Regions from separate parts of the Homo sapiens genome. Here all the other regions are linked to region 1. A link is a loop called in an ENCODE intact Hi-C map of the cell type or tissue named here. Cell type or tissue: ascending aorta. All regions are shown on one strand. Links, peaks and the distances in the headings refer to the core of each region. The heading gives the core; the rest is flanking DNA.

Region 1 (7,795 bases), core at 1,124-6,123:
GGTTCTTCACATCCCTTGTAAGTTGAATTCCTAGGTATTTTATTCTCTTTGAAGCAATTGTGAATGGGAGTTCACTCATGATTTGGCTCTCTGTCTGTTATTGGTGTATAAGAATGCTTGTGATTTTTGCATATTGATTTTGTATCCTGAGACTTTGCTGAAGTTGCTTATCAGCTTAAGGAGATTTTGGGCTGAGACGATGGGGTTTTCTAGATATACAGTCATGTCATCTGCAAACAGGGACAATTTGACTTCCTCTTTTCCTAATTGAATACCCTTTATTTCTTTCTCCTGCCTGATTCCCCTGGCCAGAACTTCCAACACTATGTTGAATAGGAGTGGTGAGAGAGGGCATCCCTGTCTTGTGCCAGTTTTCAAAGGGAATGCTTCCAGTTTTTGCCCATTCAGTATGATATTGGCTGTGGGTTTGTCATAAATAGTTCTTATTATTTTGAGATACGTCCCATCAATACCTAATTAATTGAGAGATTTTAGCAACAAGGGCTGTTGAATTTTGTCAAAGGCCTTTTCTGCATCTATTGAGATAATCATGTGGTGTTTGTCGTTGGTTCTGTTTATATGCTGGATTACATTTATTGATTTGCGTATGTTGAACCAGCCTTGCATCCCAGGGATGAAGCCCACTTGATCATGGTGGATAAGCTTTTTGATGTGTGGCTGGATTCAGTCTGCCAGTATTGTATTGAGGATTTTTGCATCGATGTTCATCAGGGATATTGGTCTAAAATTCTCTTTTTTTTGTTGTGTCTCTGCCAGGCTTTGGTATCAGGATGATGCTGGCCTCATAAAATGAATTAGGGAGGATTCCCTCTTTTTCTATTGATTGGAATAGTTTCAGAAGGAATGGTACCAGCTCCTCCTTGTACCTCTGGTAGAACTCGGCTGTGAATCCGTCTGGTCCTGGACTTGGTTGTGGGGTTTAAAACAAAGGCAGTGTGAGTCCTGGGGACCCTTAAGGATTAGGTGATGGGGAGCCTAAGTAAACGAATTCCCCAGCCCTAGAGAGAATGAGGATGGGATGAAGTGAAGAGGATGCTGGCCTCAGGCGGAGTTGGTCCAGATGACCCTTAAGGTCCTTCCATTGTAGAGACGGTGCAGCAGCCTGGGATGGGATCCTGAAACATGTGACATCCAGAAATGTGCAGGGGTGCTCAGAACTGGGTCAGCCCAGCTTCTCTTGGCACAGCTGTTGTGGAAGGCCAGACCCCAGGCCTTGATCCTGAGACTGGGGCCCGTCCCTGCCCTCGGGATTCCCCATCTAGCAGGGGAGAGAAGTGTGGGAGGCCTTGAGAGTCCAGTGGGGTTGGCTCTGTGGTGAGGAATGTGCTCTGGAAGCCTGTGGGGTGAGCAGTTCGCTCGGGAGATTCCGCAGAGCCCCACTCGCCAACGAATCTGGAAGGATGAGCTGACATTTACTGGGCAAAAGAGCTGGGGAGGTCCCAGTGCTGAGGATGCAGACATAGCAGAGGTGTGGGGAGACTTATCAGACATGGCTGGCAGGGAAGAATCATTATCTGACCAGGACGTAGGGTGCGTACGAGCAGGGAGGGGATGCTGGACCACCTGGTGAAGGCTTGAATGACATATAAGGAATTTGGACTTTGTCAGTGTTTATAATGGCAGCCAATGGGCTTATTGGTAGCAGGGAGTGTTTCTTACTCAACCCTGTGTCTCTAAGTCTAACACTGGGCCTGGCCAGAGGGGCTTTAGTTTCTTTGATGAGTTTGTTGATGGGCTGATGGCAAACCCAGTCAGTGAGAGGGGCTGGGGCCTTGGAAGGAAGGAGTGGACACCCTTTTGATAAAATCTGGATATTCCCCTCCACTTCTGTTCCTCAACAAATTAGGCAAACAAGGTGCAGGCCCAGCTGGCATTTCATTGCTCACCTGCTTGGTACAGCAGATTTGCCCAAACAGATGCTTGAAGACACGCCCAGGGAGATGGTGCAAAGGCATGAGTGTGGAAAGCAGGGAAGGCCACTATTAGTGCATGCCAGGCTGCTGAGCTCCATTTGTGGACATCATCACCCAGTCCACAGCTCCATCCTCACCTGGGCTGTTGGGCAGGTACAGGGTCATCAGCCCTCAAGTCACTGCCCCAGTGTCACCTTCCTCATGAGGCCCTTATCTCCGTTTAAAACTGTATCCCTCCTTCCCGTCACTCATGGTCTCCCCATCTTGTTGTTTTTCCCACAGAACTTACTACCTTCTACATGTGATTTACTTATTTCACGCTTGTTGCTTATTTCCTCCAGGCAGTGGCTTTTGTCTGTTTTGTTCATGATATATTCCAAATACCTAGCACAGTGCCTGGGGCATGGGTACCCAATGTAATGAATGTGAATGAATAACGATAACTGGCAAACGTTGAGTGCTTACTTTGTACCAACACTAGGCTAAGCCCTTTACATGCATTATCTGATGTTATCTTCACAAAGCCCGATGAGATAGGAACTGTATTTTTATACCCATTTTGCAGATGAGGAAACTGATGCTCAGTGGTTTGTCCAAGGTCACCCAGCTGGTTAATAGCCAGGATGAGAACCCAGGAGTGGCAGGGACAGAAGGAGCTCTCAGGAAGGACACAGAGGGGCTGAGCTTCAGGGCCATGCTGTCCCACATTCTCCCATTTACTGGGGTGACCATGCAGCTGTCACGGAGATGTGCCTGACATGGGGTAGGGACAGGAAATAAGTGTCTGGGGCCAATTAGAGGGAGATGTCTCCTTCTTCTTAGGGAAGGAGGCTGGGTGGGCAGGGAAGGTCCCGACAAAGCTGTGCATCTGTGTTCTTTGCAATATGTGGTCCGTAGTGTGGGGTTTTCAAAGAGAGGGGCAGCCAAATCAGGCCCTCTCCGAGGCCTGCACTGGGTTGCTGCAAGGGCTCTGGTGGTGGGCTGGGGACAGCTGGGACCTGTGGGAAGTAGGAGGCTCTGGTCAGACTGGCAGTGGAGGCCAGAGAAGGAAGGAAGAGCCATGGCCGTTGAAGTCCCCAGCTCTTGCCTGGGCTCACTCTTGGTCCTTGGGGAGCATGGGCAGGGTAGGGACCGAGAGGCTTAGGGGCCAGAGTAAGGACTTGGGAACTGGAGCGGTCTTGGGGTGTGTGTCAGGGACTTCGACCTTACTGGGCTGCCCATTACAGAATCCACACAGGCGACAGACCCTACAAGTGCCCACATCCTGGCTGCGAGAAGGCTTTCACTCAGCTCTCCAACCTCCAGGTGAGTGCCTGCCTGCCTCCTGCCCACCAGGTGCTCTGGTGCCCCCCCACCCACCCCCACAAGGAAGCGTAGGAAGGGGGTGGGGTGAGGGAGCCCTGTTCCTCTCCTGACCCCCTGCTGTGCCCCTACAGTCTCACCAGCGCCAGCACAACAAGGACAAGCCCTACAAGTGTCCCAACTGCTACCGGGCCTATTCGGACTCCGCTTCTTTGCAGATCCACCTCTCGGCCCACGCCATCAAGCACGCCAAGGCCTACTGCTGCAGCATGTGTGGGCGGGCCTACACCTCGGTGAGTGCCGGTCGGCCTGTGCCCTGCCCCGGGGGAGCCACTTCGTCTTCCAGGCCTCAGTTGCTTCCCCATTGTCAGATCTGTGTCGACTCTTCCCATTTTCCAGACAAATTGAGGCCTAGAGAAGGGAAGTGACACCCTGAGATCACAGGGAAGGGGAGAACCAGAGCTTTTGCTTCCCACTTCTGGTTTCAGCTACCCCTGACCAAGCCCCTAGCCTCCTGCTCACCTTTAGCCTGAGTCTCCGAGGCCCTGGAGTACTCACAGCAGTGGCAGGAGGCTTTTCACCTGCTCCGCAGAGCTACAGAGAGAAGCGCCTTCCTGTCACCCAGGAAGCTGCAACCCCCATTGTGGCCACAAGGTGGCGCAGTGACATGGCCCATAGCCACCCTCATCTCAGGAAAGGCCTGAGCAGCCCGGAAAGCTCAGAGCATTCAGCTCCCGTCCCTGGGTGGGAATTTCCCCAAACGAGGGCCTTTTGGCACCCAGAAATACCATTCACCCCCAGGCGAATCGCTTGAGTGTGTGCTTCTGTTTGATCTAATATTCTAGTTAACAGACCCCGTATCCCCGACATAGAGGTCACTGAGCCTCAGTTTCCTCATCTGTCAAATGGATGAACTCACAGGGCTGTTGGCTGGCAGAGTGGTGCCAAATCAACCTGAGCTAGTACCATTATTTATTCACTCAGTCTTTACTAAACACTTCTGCCTGGTGCTCGGGCATTGGGATGAGCCAGACAGATCTATTTTTTGTCCCCAGGGAAATTAAGAACTGTTGGAGACAAGTATTAAACAAGTACACACGTAACTGTTTGACGGGAAATTGTGTAGCTGCTGTAAAGCAGAGACTCTCGGCCCTAGTCCAGATGGACATTTGGGCCGGACCTTTCCACTGTGGGCGCTGGCCTGCACGTGGCAGGGCTCTGAGCAGCATTCCAGGCCTCCATCCGCTAGATGCCAGTAGCAACCGCTCCCCAAGTGGTGACAGCCAAAAAATGTCTTCAGGGATGACACAGAGGGGCTGAGCTGCAGGGCCATGCCGTCCTGCATTCTGGAGTCCTGCATCCTGGGGGACAGCATGGCCCTGAAGCTCTGTCCCTCTGTGTCCTCCCTGGGAGCTCCTTTTGTCCCTGCCACTCCTGGGTTCTCATCCTGGCTCTTTGTCCCTGGGGGGCAAAATCACCTCAATTGAGAACCACTGTGATAAAAGTGTGTTTTGAAAGACAGCAGGGAGGACACAATGGAGCTGGGAAGGGGGATGAGTCCAGATTGACCACCTGGAGGAGCAACACTTAGGTGAAGCCTTGAAGGATAATTGGATGAGGAGGAGAAAGAGGGGAAAGAAGCTTCCATGCAGGCGAACACTGAGTGCGAACCCCCTGAGGGGTAACAAACTTGGCACGTTACAAGAACTCAAAGGAAATTAGGTCAGTTGGGGCCTTGGGGCTCTGTTAGAAAAGTTTGGATATTTTTTCAGGTGGAATGGGAAGCTACAGGGAGGGGACTGTCAGGAAGGGTTTTTTTTTTTTTTTTTTGGTATATTTTAGAGACGGGGTCTTGCTATGTTGCCCAGGCTGGAATCAAAATCCTGGGCTCAAGGGATCCTCCTGCTTCAACCTCCAGAGTAGCTGGGGCTACAGGTGTGCACCACTGTGCCTGGCAGGGAAGGTATTTTTGCAAGGTCACTCTGGCTGGAGGCTGTTCATGGATCATAGGTGGGGTTGTTGGCAGTACTTGTCAGGTGCCGGGCAGGGCTGCCACTTGCTAAGTGCTGAGTCTGTAACATTTATTCTTCCCTGGAGTTCAAAGGGCAGAGGAGGGTCAGGAGGCGAAGAGGACAGAATCTGCAGGGAAAAGGGCTCCAAAGGGGTGAGCAGGAGCCCTCGCTTGGCTAGCTGATCTCCAGTCAGTCCCTGCCTCTCTCCAAGGCTCAAGTTTTCCATAACCTCCTACACCATCAACCAATCCTGCCTCATCCATACTCCTATTTTTTGAAGTACAATCCAGACATCATACTATTTCTAAAAATTGCACTTTATCTCTCTGATAAAGACTCCTTTTTTGAGCATATCCACAATACCTTTGGAATATCAAAAAGTAATTAACCAAAGTCCTTATCATCATCAGATACTCAAATACCCGTTCAGCATTGACATTTTCATTTGTGTCACGAATGCCATGATTTGGTGTATTTACATGATTCCTCTTTTTTTTTTTTTTTTTGAGACGGAGTCTTGCTCTGTCACCCAGGTGGAGTGCAGTGGCACAGTCTCAGCTCACTGCAACATCCGCCTCCCAGGTTCAAGCGATTCTCCTGCCTCAGCCTCCCGAGTAGCTGGGAATACAGGCATGTGCCACTATGGCCACCTAATGTTTTTGTATCTTTAGTAGAGACGGGGTTTCACCATGTTGGCCAGGCTGGTCTCGAATTCCTGACCGCAGGTGATCCGCCCGCCTCAGTCTCCCAAAGTGCTGGGATTATAGGCATGAGCCACCGTGCCCAGCCTACATTATTCTTTTTAGATCAAGATCCAAATAAGATTCCTGCATCGTAGTAGCTCAGTAGATCTTTTAATCTCTAGGTCCCCTTACCCCCACTTTTTTTCTTTGTTATTTATTCACTGAAGAATAGTTTCCTAGCTAGGAATTTGCAGGTTGCTTCCCTCTGGTATTGGATAGCATGTTGCCGCCACATTTGAGGGCTTCCTCTGCTGGGTTCTGAGCATATTGAGGTCTGAAGTCAAGGAGTGGCAGGTGGGAGTACCGCCTCTGCTTCTGGCAAAGGCGATTGGAAGGATGTGGCTTAGTGTGAGGGCTTCTGGGCCTGCAGTGAGCCCTGGGTCACAACCTCACCTACCCAGTCCTGGTGCCTCAGGTCAGATCCAGCAGAGCCAGTGGAGGACATGATAGTACCCACCTGTAGTCCCAGCTACTTGGAGGGCTGAGGTGGGAGAACTGCTTGAGCCCAGGAGGTTGAGGCTGTGGTGAGCTGTGATTGTGCCACAGCATTCCAGCCTGGGCGACACAGTGAGACCTTAAGAAAAGGAAGGAAAGGAAATGTAGAGACTGGGGCAGGAGTGGACCCTTCAACCCTTACTCCATGCTAAGGGCTTGATCTTTGTCACCACAGCAACCTGTTGAGGTTGTTCCTCCCCTATGCCTGCTTACAGAGGAGGAAACTGAGGCTCAGAGAGACAAGATGACTTGTCCAAGTTCTCACCACTAAGAAAGAGCAGAGCTAGGCTCAGACCCAGTCCTGCTGCCTCACTGTCACTGGGATCACCAGCCAGATGCAGGCACAGTGCTTCACCTGGCAGACAGGGCTGAGGTTCAGCCAGTATACCCAGCTACATCCAGGTGGCAAGGGCCTGGGGGCCTGGCCCTGGAGAGCCACAGGTGGGCATTGCTGAGGGGTGAGCTCTCCAGCCAGCACTCATACTGGCAGCAGTGCAGTGTCTCTAGAACCAATGGCCGACGCCCATCTGACCCTGCAAAACTGTGGCTGTCCTCCACCCTCTGAACCGCCTACCAAGAGCCCTCCAGTGGCTGCTGGTGGGAACTGCAGCCTCTTCTCCCTCCCTTGCTGGTGGTTCCCTGTTCTGAATCTCATCCCTGCCCACAGGAGACCTACCTGATGAAGCACATGTCCAAACACACGGTGGTGGAGCACCTGGTGAGCCATCACTCGCCCCAGAGGACGGAGTCCCCCGGCATCCCGGTGCGAATCTCTCTCATCTGAGCCCACTGGAGGCGCCGCCCCACCCGGCCCACTGGCAGACACAGACCCAGGCAGCACCAGGCCCCAGCTCCCTCCGGGGGCCCTCCAGGAACCACCAAGCTCTCTCACGACCTTCCCAATCTTCCAGAAAGCTTGGTCCGCAGAAGCCCTGCCTGGTCCAGTCCGGGGGCGGCCAGGCCAACTGCAAGATTCTGGACTGTTTTGGTGGCATCCAAAGACGATCTCAGAGCACTTTGAACCTCTCTGTTGAGTTTTCTTTTTGTTCCCCACCCTTCACTTGCTTCACTGTTTTTTTTTTTTTCGTTTTTTTTTTTTAAGTTTGTTTTGGAAATAACAGAAAAGATATTTATTGGCCAGGAAGTTGGTGCTGCTAAGACCGAGAAATTTAAAGAATCGGACAGATGGACGCAGAGAACCAGAGGGCAATGTGGGACCTTCTCTTGCCATGGCCTCAGGTCTTGAGGGAAGGCTCGGGCCTAGGTTTCTGGACTGCAAAGGGGACCCCCAGGTGGGAGGGGCAGGAAG
Region 2 (7,795 bases), core at 1,207-6,206, 320 kb after region 1:
GGCACAGACATCCTTGGGCAAGGCTGGCCTCTGTGATGAGCCTGCACACACCTTCCCTGGGTGTGGCAGCTGTGCTAACACCAGTGAAGTGGCTCTGTCTGGGTGCAAGGCCCAGCTTCTCCTGAGGCTCCCTCTAGATGACAAGCCCAGCCGCACTTACCAAAGCTTTCCCTGAGATGGACCCCGGAACCCTGAAGTCTCCTGCAGAACTGATTCAGTTGCACCCACCTCGTGGGATGCCCTTTAAGGCTTTCCCTAAATGAGAAGCCCAGTACCCCCTCAGTATTCTTCTCTGGCAAGGGAGGAGCTCCATCCCCACCATATTATTTCCAGAATAAAGAAGTCAACTCTCAGAAAGCTGCATATAGGATGGTACTATTTATATAGAAAACGTGGTCAAAAAATTTTATAAAATGTTACATATTTTTCACAGGTACATGTAGCATACATATATCCAGGCCTGGAAAGGTCACAACTAAACAATAGTAGCCGTTTCTGGAGAATAATCCTGGGTTTGGAGGCTATAGACAAAGAGAGCTTTGGCCTTACTTGTAAGGTTTTAATTTCTTTCTTGTATTTTTCTTTTTTTAAAAGATAAATATGTTTGTAAATTGTTTGTGTAATTAAAAATTAACTTTAAAAAACAAAATTGGAAAACTATAGTACGATCCAATTTTGGCTAAAAATATAGCTACAGCAATATATATACCGAGAAAAGCGGGGAATACATATTGAATTGTTGAAAGTGTGTATCTCTGCATAGGGTAGTGACAGGATGGGATTATGGGAGGATTTTGACTTCCTGTGACGGGTGTTAGGGCCTGAATATTTCTGTCCCATCAAATCCCTATGTTGAAACCTAATCCCTCATGTGAGGGTATTTGGAGGCAGGGCATTTGGTGGCCCACCCTCCTAAATGGGATTAGTTCCCTTATAAAAGAGGCCTGAGAGAGCTCTTTTGCCCCTTCCACCATGTGAGGACGCAGTGAGAAGATACTGTCTATGAACTAGAAAGTGGGTCTTCACCAGACACGGAATCTGCTGGCACTGTGATCTTGGACTTCCTAGCCCTCAGAACTGTGAGAAATAAATTTCTGCTGTTTGTAAGGCACTTGGCTTATGGTATTTTGTTACAGCAGCCTGAGCTAACACAATGTGCTCACAAAATTATCTACAGTGTTTAGATTTTTTTTTTTTTTTTTACAAACATGAATTAGTATTGGAAAAAAAATCTAAAAATATTTTTAAAAATTCAGTGGAAGAATCTGGGAAAGGGATTAGAACAAATGCTTCGGTCAGTCACAATAAGGGAAGCATCCAAGGGCGAGGTTGGGCTTACTCAGGACCATGTACAGCTGCACAGGTTGGGCACAATCTCCACATCCACAGGTGATGGATGGTCTACAACACAGGGGAACCTGAGTGTAGATGGGGCTCTTTCCAGGGAATGTCCCAGAATGAGTGGGGCCGGTCACGGGATCCCACTTCAGAGAGGTGGAGCTGTGGTGAGTGTGGTTGGGCCTCACAGGAAAACCTGCTCCTTGTGCAAGGCTTAGAGGTGCCCTTGGGACTGTTACTAGAATCCTCCATCCTGTCATAGGAAGAGCTTTGCTGAGAGTAATTGGGCTTGATGTGCAGGGAAGGACCCTGGGGAAGTAATTCAGTTTATCAAGCCCGAGGGGAAGTGACTGGCTGGACAGTTTGGGACACCTGAGAAGGCACAGATGGGCCACTTGCCCAGGGACAGCTGTACAGAGTGGGAGCCTCAGAGGGTGCTGTTGGGCCTGCCACTCTTGAAAAGGCTGTGGGAGAACTTAAGCTGACAAATGGGGTCCGGAGAGATCTGCCACCAAAAGGAAGCTTCCCTGACTGGGCCTGCCACCGCAACCCACCCCTTATGGTGTTCTGTTTTCCCCCACATGGAAGGCTGGGAAGGTGGGTGGCTGGGGCAAGAGATGGAGATAGACAGAGAAGCAAAGGCGGTGCTCCTTGTCCTTACCCTGATACTCCAGCTTGAATCCTGGCCGATTCTGGGAGTGGTCGCTGTGGAAATACACGGTGGTCTCGTGGGACGTGGAGAGGAGGGAGCTTGGAAGCTCGCTTCCACTGAATCTTCCCATCATGCGGCTGGTCTCATAGGGGCCATTCCGGATTTCTATGTAGTCGTGGTTGGGCTCGGTGGAGAAGTTCAGGAACTGGATGTGAGCTCCTGGGAGCAAGACAGAGGCAGACAGTGCCCAAAGCAACACAGTCCTGCCTCAAGTGTGCTGCCTCATGAAAGCAGCTCCTGCCAGAGCCATGAGTCCCTGCTACTGATTTCCCACCCAGCCAAGGCTCCTAGAACTGGCTTTGGGAATTGCCCGTCCAGCCAAGTCTCTTGTCTTTGACAGGGCTGAACTTAAAAGTGTATTATTCATTCAAAAATAAAGGCATCAGTCATTTCAGAGCTCCACTGGAGTTCATTTTATTTTGTTGAAAACAAAGTTCAGGGTCAACACTTGTTTAAATTTATGATTCATATGTCCAATATCAGCATAAAGATAGTTTTGCTAGAATAAACTTTTCATTTAAAAATAACACCCCCAATACTTAATCAAAAGACAAGACCTTCAATACTGCTGTTTTCTAGAACTCTTATGATAATTCAGAAACGTAGGGCTTAGAAGTATACATTGTCCCCTCTGTTCCATAAAGAAGCCAAATAAAGTTTCTACTTTGGGATCTTAGTGAGTTAATCAAGACATTCTAGCAACCTGACAGGTTAAATAAATCTAATTAAGTTCTTAATGTACATAGTAATATACTCTTTCAAGAACGAAGGTGGGAACATTTATGTTTGTTTACTGATAAGATTTTTCAAAATTAGATCACCATGGAAAATGTTATTGAAGAAATATATTTACTGAGCATAGGAAAAAGCCCATATTGCATTGATAATTGTAAAAATCAGATGACAAATAGTATGCTGTATACAATTCTAATTTTTGTATTATAAAACATGGAAGAATATTAATTTGCCTGCTAGGAATATTTGCTGGGCATTTGCTGTACATCAGGGCTGTGCTAGGCATTGTACAGGATGAGCAAGATCAAGAAGGTCCTTGTCTTCATGAGACTTACATGGTAACGCTGGGAGACTAAGCCATTAGTGATTATCGCTGCACGATGAGATTATAGATGGATTTTCATTTTTAAAATTGGCTTATCTGTGCTATCAAATAAGCTCAGAATAAGCACGAGTATAATTCTTTTTGCATCTGATCATTTAAAGAATAAAATAAAGACTCGACACTTAATGTTGAAGATCTTTCATCTCCTGCCCTGTTCCATTCCTTTCCTGCCCTCCACAGAAGCAATCACATGAATTTGGAAGCTATCCTTCCAGTTCATGGTTTTGGATTCTTAAATATGTATCTGGGTTTATGTGTTTTCAAGATTTACATAAATGATATTATACTGTACATACAGTTTTTTACATAATATTGTGTTTTTCAAGGTCTATCCATGTTAATATACAAAAATATAGTTCATTCATTTTAACTGCATGTTAATTCCATTTTATGAATTATCCAACCATACAGTTCACTCCCCAACTCATGAACATGCAGATTGTTTCCAAGTTGCAGATAATTTTGTGATGGTTTTTTTTTTTTTTTTTGAGACAGAGTCTTGTTCGGTCGCCCGGGCTGGAGTGCAGTGGCACGATCTTGGCTCACTGCAAGCTCCGCCTCCCGGGTTCACACCATTCTCCTGCCTCAGCCTCCCAAGTAGCTGGGACTACAGGCACCCGCCACCAGGCCCAGCTAATTTTTTGTATTTTAGTAGAGACGGGTTTTCACCGTGTTAGGCTGTGATGACATCTTTGTATACATTATCTGAGGAGCCTGTGCTTTCCATTCCACTGCCCAGGCATCGTCCCCTCATATAGGAGCCCTGCGGGCTGCAGGCCCACAGAAGGGGCTCTTTAAGGATGGCGGAATTTCTGACTTGAACTCCAAGGAAAGAACTGGACTGTGACCGCCATCTAGTGGAGCAGCATGTAGCTGCAGCAGCTCTTTACACGCTGAGACCAGGTACCAAGTTAGGGACCTCGGCAGAATCCAACATTAACTTGAAAGCAAGGGATCCCGGGCCTTTGCAACTGGACCCAGCAGTAGCTTCTTCCCTGAAACCTGAATTAGCACCCAGAATTTAGAGGTGAAAATGGTGGCTGAACATAAGGACTTACAGGGAAAGCCACCTCATTCAAACTTCTGTTTGCCTTTGGATGTTGCCCTCCCCACCTTCTATCATCTTGGTTCTGCCTCAAGACTGGATGCAGAGGTACAGGGTCTCCCAGATCCTCTTAATGTCTCAAAGTCTGGAGTCTCCTAAGACTGCCGAGGGCGTCATCGCTTTGCTCCCAGTTTCCTTCAGAAGATGGTACTGAACACCCAGTTTCCTTCAGAAGATGGTACTGAACAGAAAATAACATCTTTCAGAGGGCCACCAAGCTCTCTCCTCCCCTCCAACCGGATTTAGAGAAGGCCAGTTAGACTGCTTTCTCCCAAAAGCCCCTTCCCTAATCTCTAATCACACTCCAGGCTGAATAATGAAGGATAAAATGGGAGATCTTCATTTCTGAGGCTCACAGACTGGCATTCAGGGCTATGCAGGCATAATCCCCTTGGGACATTTCATTCCTAGAAGCAGTGCAATGGCTTGGGCAAGATGACCCGTGCGTACGGCCCATCAGTTCCATGTCAGCACAAAGCCCTCATCCCTTCAACAGAGACATTTGGGTTAAATGATATTCCCAGTGCATAATATGTGGATCACCAGCAATTACATTTTGTACCCACACTGATGTCCTCCACACCCTGACAACCTCCCATGCCTAGCATACTCCAGCTCCAAAAACAAAACAAAACAAAAATAACCCCCCAAAACCAAAAAAACAACCTTCCCAGTCTCTAGGCCAGCTAGAATGTGCATACGAAGAAGAATGCAAACTCGATTTCTCATTGATTTGGCTCAATTTAATTAGGATGATAAATTAGACACTGGGGTTAAAAGTACAACTTGAGGTCCAGTCTCTGTACGACAGATTTCCGCCCCACCCCCGCCTTTTTTTTTAAGTCCCTGAGTAATTTATTTTTATTTTTTATTTTTAATATCAAGTGATACAGTGTTAGTTAGGTATAATCCGAGTAATTTCTCATTCCACATTCCTGGATTTTAGTTTATGGCTCAAATAATAATAATGGCAACCCCTAAGATTTTTCTCCCCCCTATATGTTAATCTCTGCCATTCTTAATTGGTCTTCACAATTGTACAAGAGGTCAACAGATGAGAAAACAGAGAGGCAGAGTACTAAACAGACTTGGCCCAAGTTTGTGCTAAGAGATTTTGGCGGACAGTAGTTTTAAGCTCAAGGGTCTGGGCTTGAAGCCTGTCTCCTCTGGGGGCTGCAGAGACTTACCAAAGCCCACGGGCAGTGCTATTTTCCAGGAGCAGTCCATGTTACTGGGGTAGTTGCCTGGGAAGCCGGGGCTCAGGATCACCCCCTCCATCTCCTCCACTGTTCCCCCACACTGTGCTGTGACAATGAGATGAGACAGAGGGTCAGGACAACATCAAGGGGTGTACAGGGCCCTGCCAATGTTTGGAAGCTCCCTTCAAGCAGCAGTTTTTAAGCTTTCATGAGTCATATAGCCCCTTGAGAATCCAAAGGAATCTTCTTAAAAGACTAAGCCCACGGGCAACATTCAATATGTACATTCAGGAAGGGAGGTACATTCTAGGACAGCCTAAAAGTCCACAAACCCAAGTTATGGACTCTTGACCTTGAACATGCCCTTCACAGGTCAGTTCCCTGGTGAGGATGTCCAGGAAAAGTGAGGAAGTTCTGTGCCAAAAGAAGTCCAACCATTTCTTACCGTATCCCCCAAATCTCCCTCTCCTCACTGCCCAATCTACTCTTTCAAGACTGCAGAAAAAGGATGAAGGAAGGGGACTGGCATGCATCAAGTCCCCACTCTGTGCCCGGCACCATGCCAGGCTCTTCTCAAATATATATTTCAGGGGGCAGGGTGGGCGGCAGGGGAGGCTCACCACGAGCCCATCCTCAGAAAAGTGACGGTGATCAGCATCCCACAGGAGCCAACCACCAGGCTGTCTGAGTGACCCAGGGGCTTAGGGACATCTGATATGCCAATCAAGGTGAATTCAGAGTCATCTGAGGATGCAGGGCTGGGGCACCCCTGCAGTCTGGTCAGTTGACATCAGTTCTTTTCTTTTGCATCTTATTAGGAAAAGGTTGTGTGAACAGAAAGGGGCTAGCCAGTCTTAGAGACCCAGGGAAAGGATCATAGAACAGGGATTGGCAGGTCCAGGCAAGTGCTTTCTGGGGAGAGGACAGCTTGGCAAACAGACCCGAAAACAGTGCAGAGTAGGCTCCAGCCTCGACTGCCTGTGTCACAATCCCACCTTCACTTCCGATGGGACCGTGGGCAAGTTCAAAACCCTCCAGAACTCGGTTTCCCACAACTGTAAAATGGAACTAGTGACAGCACCCTTCTAATGGGGTTGTTGTGAGGTCATATCAGAAAGGACTGCATTTACTTGGGACAAGGCTGGCACATGTTGTAAACCCCTAATGAACAGCAGCTGCCGTTAAATGAATGGTTTCCATAGCAAGGTCTTTGTAGTCTCTAATGGGGGAAAGTGCCTTGGGCTGACCGTTCACATTTCTGACCTGCTCCACAGATGCCTATGCCCTACACCGTGGTGAAACCACAGAAGAGAAATGCCATCGTGCTTGAGTGTCACTCCCTTACCTCCCTGCCCCAAGGTCAGCCTTGAGGGGCACCTCACAATCGACTGGGCACCAGAGAACCTTAGGTTTCCGTTCCTGACTCTGCCACTTCCTTTTTAATCCTAAAAGACTGAGATTTCCTGTTTGCAAATTGAGGGTAATGGTACCTCCCCTGCAGGGCTGATCTGAGGAAATATGAAGCTCCATGCCTAGCATATAGTAGATATTAAATAAATGTGCCTTTCTTCTTTGCCTAACTGGACCAGAAGCTTCTGAAGGGGAGATGCTGTCTTTTCTTGTGTCTGCTGATCTGCTCATCACTGCCGTAGCACAGGGTAAGGGACGAAGCCAAGTCCTTGTTTCGCACGTAGCCCTCAGCATTTCTTTTCCTTTTTTCTTGTCTTTCGTTTTTTTTTTGGGACGGAGTTGTGCTCTATCACCCAGGCTGGAGTACAGTGGTGCAGTCTCAGCTCACTGCAACCTCCGCCTCCTGGGTTCAAGTGATTCTCCTGCCTCAGCCTCCTGAGTAGCTGAGATTACAAGTGTGTGCCACCACATCTGCCTAATTTTTGTATTTTTAGTAGAGATGGGGTTTCACCATGTTGGCCAGGCTGGTCTCGAACTCCTGACTTCAAGTGATCCGCCTGACTCGGCCTCCCAAAGTGCTGGGATTACAGGCATGAGCCACTGCACCCGGCCAACCTCATCATTTCTTTATTAGATTTGTCTGTCTGTCCCACAAGAAGTCACGGGGGAAGCCCAAAGTGCCTAGAAATTCCATCTGGGATCTGGTTGATTAACTAGAGCCAGAACGGTCATCATCATGTTTTCAAATGGGCAGACCTCCTGTAACTTTTCATTTGGTGGGGCAGAGTTTCCAAAAGTGATGACTGCATTAAATGGGAGTTAGAGATTATAAAAACATCAGTTTAAAATGACTGACTTGGAACAAATCCAGAATATCAAACTTTCTTCTGATTTGAACTTGAACTCAATGA
Region 3 (7,795 bases), core at 1,207-6,206, 160 kb after region 1:
CTGATAAGGGATTAATAACCAGAATATAGGAGGATCTCAAACAACTTTACAAGAAAAAAATCTAATAATCCAGTTAAAACATGGGCAAATGGTTTGGATAGACATTTCTCAAAAGAAGACATACAAATGGCAAACAGGCATATAAAAAGTGCCCAACATTATTGGTCATCAGAGGAATGCAAATCAAAACTACAATGAGATATCCTCTCAACCCAGTTAAAATGGCTTATATTCAAAGGACAGGCAGTAACAAATGCTGATGAGGATGTGGAGATAAAGGAACCCTCATACACTGTTGGTGGGAATGTAAATTAGTACAATCACTATGGAGAAACAGTTGGAGGTTCTACAAAAAACTAAAAATTGAGCTACCATACGACTCAGCAATCCCACCGCTGGGTCTATACCCAAAAGAAAGGAAATCAGTGTATTGAAGAGATATCTGCATTCCTGTGTTTGTCGCAACACTGTTCACAGTAGCCAAGATTTGGAAGCAACTGAAGTGTCCATCAGCAGGTGAATGAATAAAAAAAATGTGGTACTTATACACAATGAAGTGCCACTCAGCCATGAAATAGAATGAGATCCAGTCATTTACAATGACACAGATGGAACTGGAGGTCATTATGCTAAGTGAAATAACCCAGGCACAGAAAGACAAACACTGCATGTTCACACTTACTTTTGAGGTCTAAAAATCAAAACGATTGAACTCATGGGGAGAGAGAATAGAAGGACGGTTACCAGAGGTTAGGAAGGGTAGTGGGGGGCTGTGGAGGAGGTTGGGGTGGTTAGTTCATACAAAAAATAGGAGGAATGAATAAGACCTAGTATTTGATAGCACAACAGGTGACTATAGTCAATGATAATTTAATTGTATACTTTAAAATAACTAAAAGAGTATACTTGGCCAGGCGCAGTGGCTCATGCCTGTAATTCTAGCACTTTGGGAGGCTGAGGCAGGCGGATCACTTGAGGTCAGGAGTTTGAGACCAGCCTGGCCAACGTGGTAAAACCCCGTCTCTACTAAAAATACAAAAATTAGCTGGGTGTGGTGGCAGGCACCTGTAATCCCAGCTATGTGGGAGACTGAGGCAGGAGAAGTGCTTGACCCTGGGAGGCAGAGGTTACAGTGAGCTGAGATTGCGCCACTGTACTCCAGTCTGGGTGACAGAGTGAGACTCTGTCTCAAAAACAAACAAACAAACAAACAAACAACAAAAGAGTATACTTGGATTGTTTGTAACACAATGGATAAATACTTGAGGGGATGGATACCCCGTTTTACAAGATGTGATTACACATTGCATGCCTGTATCAAAACATCTCATGTACCCCATAAATATATACGCCTACTATGTACTCAAAAACATTAAAATAACAAAAAAGAAAAAGAAAAAGAAAAAAAGTAGAGGACAGAATGGGGCCACAAGCCGAGGAATGTGAGGCCTCTAGAAGCTGAAAAAGCCAAGGAACAGGATTCTCCCCTCAAGCCTCCAGAAGAATGCCCTTTTTGGACTTTTGACCTCCAGGGCTGGGAGAGAATACATTTATATTGCCTGTAACCATTACATTTGTGGTAATTTGTTATAGCAGCAATAGGAAACTAATACATGTAGTTATTATTAGGTCTCTCAAACATATTAGGGACTCAGTAAATAGTAGCTGAATGAATGAAGGAGTCTGGAATGAACAACAGAACTCAGCAGAGGATCTGAGGAATGGAGGTGGGTTGTGGCTCTGGGTCCAATATCTGTATGTATCTGTAGATGTGGGGAAAAATAGCCATCTTTCTAGATAATGTACCACCTCAGGACTTGAGCAATTCTGCTGTGGTTCTCCTCTAAGGGGAGGTAGATCAGTTTCTCTATCCTTTTTGGAATAAAAAGGCAAGGCCCAGGATCAGGGTCCCAGGCATTGATTTGCGAGGGGTGTCAGGCAGCAGTTATACAGAACTTGAAGAGGTACCTTAGAGCAAGTGGTGCCATATGAACATCCACCACGTGGAGCACCAGAGTGAAGTCAAAGGCCATCGTGGAAGAGGTGGCGTGAGCAGTGGCCCTGCCTGGCCTAGACAGTGCAGGAATTCCCAAAGACACTGAGGGGCAAAGCAACCTCGTGATGGTTCTGAGCCCTGCAGTTACCTGGTTTGTGCGTGGGGCAATACTGAGCTAGCATGATGTGTGTCCACATGCTATTGTGGCCTCGTTCGAATGAATGAGGTCTATGGCCTCGAGATCAACGCTGTAATACAAAGGGAAGGAGCATGTTACGGATCATATTGTATTCCCCCAAAAAAGATGTGTTGGAGTCCTGACTCCAGCACCTCAAAATGTGACCTTATTTGGAGGTAGTCTTTGCAGAGGCAATTAAAATGAAGTCATTAGGGTGGACCCTAATCCAATATGATCAGTGTCCTTATAAAAAGGGTCAGTTTGAACCCAAAGCTAGGCCACATGGAGGGAAGACCATGTGAAGGGAAGCAGGGAGAAGATGAACATTGACAAGCTAAGGAGAGAGGCCTGGAACAGAGCCTTTCCGCACAGCCCCCAGAAGGAACCGAGCCTTCTGACACCCTGATCTCAGACTTCCAGCCTTCCAAACTGTGAGAGAATACATTTCTGTTATTTAAGCCACCCAGGGAGTGGAACTTTGTTACCGCAGCCCTGGAAAACAAATGCAGAGCCATTCTCCCCTGTTCTGCTTCCTGGCACTACGCACCATCTTGGGGGCTCGGAGAGCTGTGAGGTCTGGCAGGTGAAGGACCAGGCACCCCATGGAGCAGCAGGAAGTGGCAGCTGTGCATGCTCTGCCCAGCAGCAGAGTGGGAGCAGCATACTGCCTGGGCTCCCTGGCAGCATGGCTGCAGGCATCTGCAGAGATCAGCTGTGCCTTGCAGGAGCAGCTGTGTGAAATCAGGCTCAGAAGGGTGGATAAGCTCCACAGAGGAGTGTGGAGAGACCCTGGGGGTCAGCAAGGCAGTGGGGCTACTGTGGGAATGGACTTGCTTTTAGCATAAGTGAGACATGCCCTGGGATAAACTTGGTGGGTGACTCACACCTATAATTGCAGCACTTTGGGAGACCGAGGCGGGCAGATCACTTGAGGTCAGGAGTTTGAGACCGGCCTGACCAACATGGTGAAACCATGTCTCTACCAAACAAAATAAATAAAAAAGAAAAAAAATACAAAAATTAGCCGGGCGTGGTGGCAGGTACCTGTAATCCCAGCTACTTGGGAGGCTGAGACATGAGAATCACTTGAACCCAGGAGGCAGAGGTTGCAGTGAGCCGAGATCGTGCCACTGCACTTGAGCCTGGGTGATAGAGCGAGACTCCATCTCAAAACAAAAACAAAAACAAAAACACACACACACACACACAAAACAAAAAACAAAACTTGGTGGGAACACTTTCCAGGGGGCTGGAGATGATCTGATTACTGAAAATTGCTTTCACAAACTCCCACAGATTGTCCCGACCCCTCCTCCCCTCTCCTCCTCTCCTCCCTCTCCATCAGCCACTGGAGGTACCACCTCTCCTCCGCCTTCTCCCATCTTCTGGGACTTCAGTGCTAAAAGTCACTGTGCCCTGCATATTTCTGGGAAGTGCTCTCCCCTCCCCGCAGATCTCAAGCCTTTAGGGAAGTGGAAAGAAGCTCTTCCTACAAGAAGGTTTTGGATCCTGTTTTAGATGAGACTGGGTGAAGTGAGGCCCAGAGGAGAGGGAAGGAGGTGGCTGGGAATTGACGTCCGGGGGGCCACGGAGGAAAAAGTGGTTTAGACAGAAGGAACAGTATGAGAAAAGACACAGAGGCATAGGTGGGTGCAGCATGTTGAAGAAGTTCAATGCTGTGGTAGAGAGAGAGAGAGAGAGAGAGAGAGAGAGAGCGTGAGGATCTGACATAAGATGGGCAGGAGGAAATAAGGGGCCAGATATGACTGTAGTGCCACCTGGTGCTGGAAGGAGTCAGAGCCTGGCCTGAGATGACATTCTGCTCTGGAAGACTTAACTGGAGTCACTAGTGAGTAGCTCAGGATGCCTACCAACTAATGAGCCATTTCTGTAGCTGGCTTTCCAGTGTACAAAATGCTTTAGCAATTTCCCAGTGTTCCAACTCCCTACTGCTGTATAACACACAACCCAAAAGAGCAGCATCCATTTGCCCTCAGACCTGTAACCTGGGCAGGACTTGGCAGGAACATTTCATGTCTGCTCCATCTGGCATTTGCTGGGACAACTGGAATCACCTGAGGGCTGTCACTCACAAGTCTGGCAGTGGATGCTGGAACCTTAGCTGGTGCTGTGAGATAGAACACCTCCATGTGGCCTCTCCTTGTGGCCTGGACTTTTTCACAACATAGTGGCTGGGTTCCCGGGGCGAGTGTCCTCAGAGTGAGAGCCAGGAGGAAGTTTTTCTAAGTTGGCCTTGGAAGTCTTTTTGTACCACCTCTGCCGCATTCCACTCATTAGCAGCCGGTCACTAAGGCCTGCTTGTATGCAAAGGGAGAGGAATTGGACATCACCGTTTTTTAAGGGGAAAATCAAAAAATTGTGGACATGTTTTAAAATCGCCATGCCCTGTGAAGTAGGCTCTGTTATCTCTGTATTCCAGAGAGGCTGGGTGACTCACCAAGATCACACAGCCACCAAGAGGTGGACGTAGTTCTAACCACAACATACATACATACATGCACATATGAAATGTGCCACATACATGTATACACATACACACATGTGCACACAGGTATCAAGTGCCTCCTATGCCTAGCACTTTGCGTCATTTGACACAGCCACTTGGTATATAATAGTCATTTTGTTTTGTTTTGTTTTATTTATTTATTTTGAGACAGGGTCTCACTCTGTCATCCAGGCTGGAGGGCAATGGTGCAATCACAGCTCACTGCAGGGTCTATCTCCTGGGCTCAAGTGATTCTCCCACCTCAGCCTCCTGAGTAGCTGGGACTACAGGCATGTGCCACCACGCCCAGAAAATTTTTGTATGTTTTTGTAGAGATGGGACTTCACCATGTTACTCAGGCTAGTCTCAAACTCCTGGGCTCAAGCAATTTACCTGCCTTGGCCTCACAAGATGCTGGGATTATAGGCATGAGGCACCACCCCTGGCCTATAACAGTCATTTTAAACTGAGTACTTTAAAAGTTGAACTAATTCTTCTAAATCTGTTCTCCCACAGTCTTGGCATCATCCTTGACTTCTCTTTCCTCACACCCCACGTCCAACTCATCAGCCAATGCTGTCAGTTCCATCTTCAAAATATATCCAGAATTTAACCATGTCTTAACCTCTTAATCCCAAGTCTATCACCAGGGTTCAAGCCCACATTATCTTACACCTGACTTAATGCAACAACTCCTCACTTATCCCTCTGCTTCTGTCCTCATGCAACCACCACTATCCCCAGCAATTCTGCTCTTATCATAGCAGCCCGAATGATTCTTTGATAGTATAAACAGGCTTGTGTCACTCCTCTGATGAAAACCCTCTAATGACCCCATATCTCATACAGAATAAAAGCCAGAGTCCTGACAACAGTCTACGGCGCCACCCTGAGCGGCTATGCCCTGCAGATGTCTCTGATTTCATCCGCTATCCCTCTTCTGGCTCATTCCACTTTAGCCGCCCTGGCCTCCTGGCTTCCACCTCCCACCTTAGGGCCTTTGCACTTGCTGCTTCCTCTGCCAGAGAGATGGGTGGTTCCCTCTCCATTCTTCAAGCTTCTGTTCAAATGTCACCTCACTAGAGAGGTCTTCTTAGACACATTACTTAAAATTCTACCTTGATTCCTACCCTTGTTTCTCCCCATCCACCTTCATTGCTTTATTTTTCTTTCTTTCTTTTTTTTTTTTTTGAGATGGAGTCTCGCTCTATCACCCAGGCTGGAGTGCAGTGGCGCAATCTCGGCTCACTGCAAGCTCCGCCTCCCAGGTTCACGCCATTCTCCTGCCTCAGCCTCCCGAGTAGCTGGGACTACAGACGCCCGCCACCACGCCCAGCTATTTTTTTGTATTATTAGAAGAGACGGGGTTTCACTGTGTTAGCCAGGATGGTCTCGATCTCCTGACCTCATGATCCGCCTGCCTCAGCCTCCCAAAGTGCTGGGATTACAGGCGTGAGCCACCGTGCCCGGCCCATTGCTTTATTTTTCACCATATAACTCATGATTATATAATATATTGTATATTTACTTTAAAAATTGTCTGTTTTCTCCCATTAAAAGTAAGCTCCACAGTCTCAGGAATTTTAGATGTTTTGTTCACTGCTTATTCCCCACCACCTAGCGCAGTGCCTGGCACATTGTTGGGTGAATAAATAAAAACTACAATTGTGCTTCTGTCACCTTCTCCTTATAGTTCTAAAAGCTTTGATGTGTGTGTTTTGTGGCTCTAGTAATAGAGCTTTTATTATTTCCACATGATCCTCTTTAATCACTTAATGATTTGTCTTAAATTCTATTTTGTTTTCATATTATTGTTATTATTACCAAATTATGTCTTTTCATTGTTGGAAAGACTTCAAAGAGTTTTATTTTGTTTTAGGTTCAAAGTCATGCTATCTGCTAAGAAAATAGGGTGGGAGAACAGAGCCTCTCAATGTCCTGGGAGTATTGTTTTGTCTCAGGCAAAAGTTCCTAACGTGGTGACTCATATTTAAAACCATCAGTCTTGTAGCATTAACTCATGGTTAGTAAAAACAGACACACACACACACACACACGCATGCATACACACAGACACATCTACAAACAACAAACCTTCCAGAATACAAAAGCAAAAACCCATCACAGGTGGGCAGAGCTTACCAGGGAAAGAGAACAGCTACTGCAAAAGCCCTTAGGTGGAGGTGGGCGTGGCCCTTCTGATCAGCAGAGAGAAGGCCAAGTGTGTTGGGAAAGAGAGAGAGAGAGATGGGGGGAGTTGCATGGTTGGTATTCAATGGTGGGTGAGAACCAGCTCAGGTAAGGCATTGTAGGTCAGACAAAAAAAAATTATAAATGTGATGGGAAGCCATTGAAGGGCTTAAGCAAGAGAGTGCTGTGATATGGTTTATATTTTTATTTATTTATTTATTTATTTATTTATTTATTTATTTATTGAGACAGAGTCTCGCTTTGTCTCCCAGGCTGGAGTGCAATGGTGCGATCTTGGCTCACTTCAATCCCTGCCTCCCAGGTTCAAACAATTCTCGTGTCTCAGCCTCCTGAGTAGCTAGGATTACAGGTGCCTGCCAGCACACCCGGTTAATTTTTTTTTTTTTTGTATTTTTAGTAGAGATGGGGTTTTACCATGTTGGCCAGGCTGGTCTCAAACTCCTGACCTCAAGTGATCTTCCCACCTTGGCCTCCCAAAGTGCTGGGATTACCAGCATGAACCACTGCGCCCAGCCATGGTATATTTTTAAAAACTCACTCGAGATTCTGTGTGGAGGATGGGTTGCAGGGGGCAAGAATGAAAGCAGAGAGACAAGTCAAGAGACCATTGCCATCATCCAGGCAAGAGTTAATGGCCCTGTGACCTAGGAGCCTAGCCATGGAGATAGACAGATGTGGGCAGATTCAGGGTAGGTCCTGATGTGGTGTCAACAACAGGGCTAGCTGCTGGGGATGAGCAAAGAGAGGAATCGGGAATGAGTTTCAGGTTTGTGGATGGAGCAACTAAGTGGATGGTGTCATGCTGTGTGCTGAAACTTCCCCTGATACGGAGACACTTGGAGGGGAGCAGGTTGGGATGGACACGGCAGGGCTGGAAATCAGGAGTTTGCTTTGACTAAGTTAA

The links. Peaks named below come from ENCODE experiments on the same cell type or tissue, not always from the same donor. Only the 100,000 strongest peaks of a DNase experiment are listed, where the experiment ranks them.
Region 2: it touches region 1 in a loop (4-fold over the local background); 41 of 110 quality-filtered maps call a loop at or near these places.
Region 3: it touches region 1 in a loop (4-fold over the local background); 62 of 110 quality-filtered maps call a loop at or near these places.

Annotation. Positions count from the first base shown.
Region 1 is chr1:33,291,777-33,299,571 of GRCh38, forward strand. ZNF362 (zinc finger protein 362) reads left to right here. Exons shown (of 9, transcript NM_152493.3): 7 at 3,161-3,239; 8 at 3,371-3,529; 9 at 7,154-7,795. The coding sequence ends at 7,270. Among named protein-coding and RNA genes, the nearest start is that of A3GALT2, 25 kb to the right of the region's middle. RefSeq lists enhancers at 3,520-4,030, 7,607-7,795 and a silencer at 6,995-7,175. In ascending aorta, for the core only: a CTCF peak has its summit at 3,885 (motif pointing right); a DNase peak (open chromatin) is centred at 3,885; H3K27ac peaks cover 3,005 bases.
Region 2 is chr1:33,609,042-33,616,836 of GRCh38, forward strand. CSMD2 (CUB and Sushi multiple domains 2) reads right to left here. Exons shown (of 71, transcript NM_001281956.2): 40 at 5,463-5,579; 41 at 2,000-2,209. Among named protein-coding and RNA genes, the nearest start is that of ZSCAN20, 140 kb to the left of the region's middle. In ascending aorta, for the core only: a CTCF peak has its summit at 4,024 (motif pointing left); a DNase peak (open chromatin) is centred at 4,020; H3K27ac peaks cover 646 bases.
Region 3 is chr1:33,452,057-33,459,851 of GRCh38, forward strand. No RefSeq gene overlaps it. Among named protein-coding and RNA genes, the nearest start is that of ZSCAN20, 17 kb to the right of the region's middle. RefSeq lists an enhancer at 2,812-3,311. In ascending aorta, for the core only: a CTCF peak has its summit at 3,953 (motif pointing left); a DNase peak (open chromatin) is centred at 3,975; H3K27ac peaks cover 1,913 bases.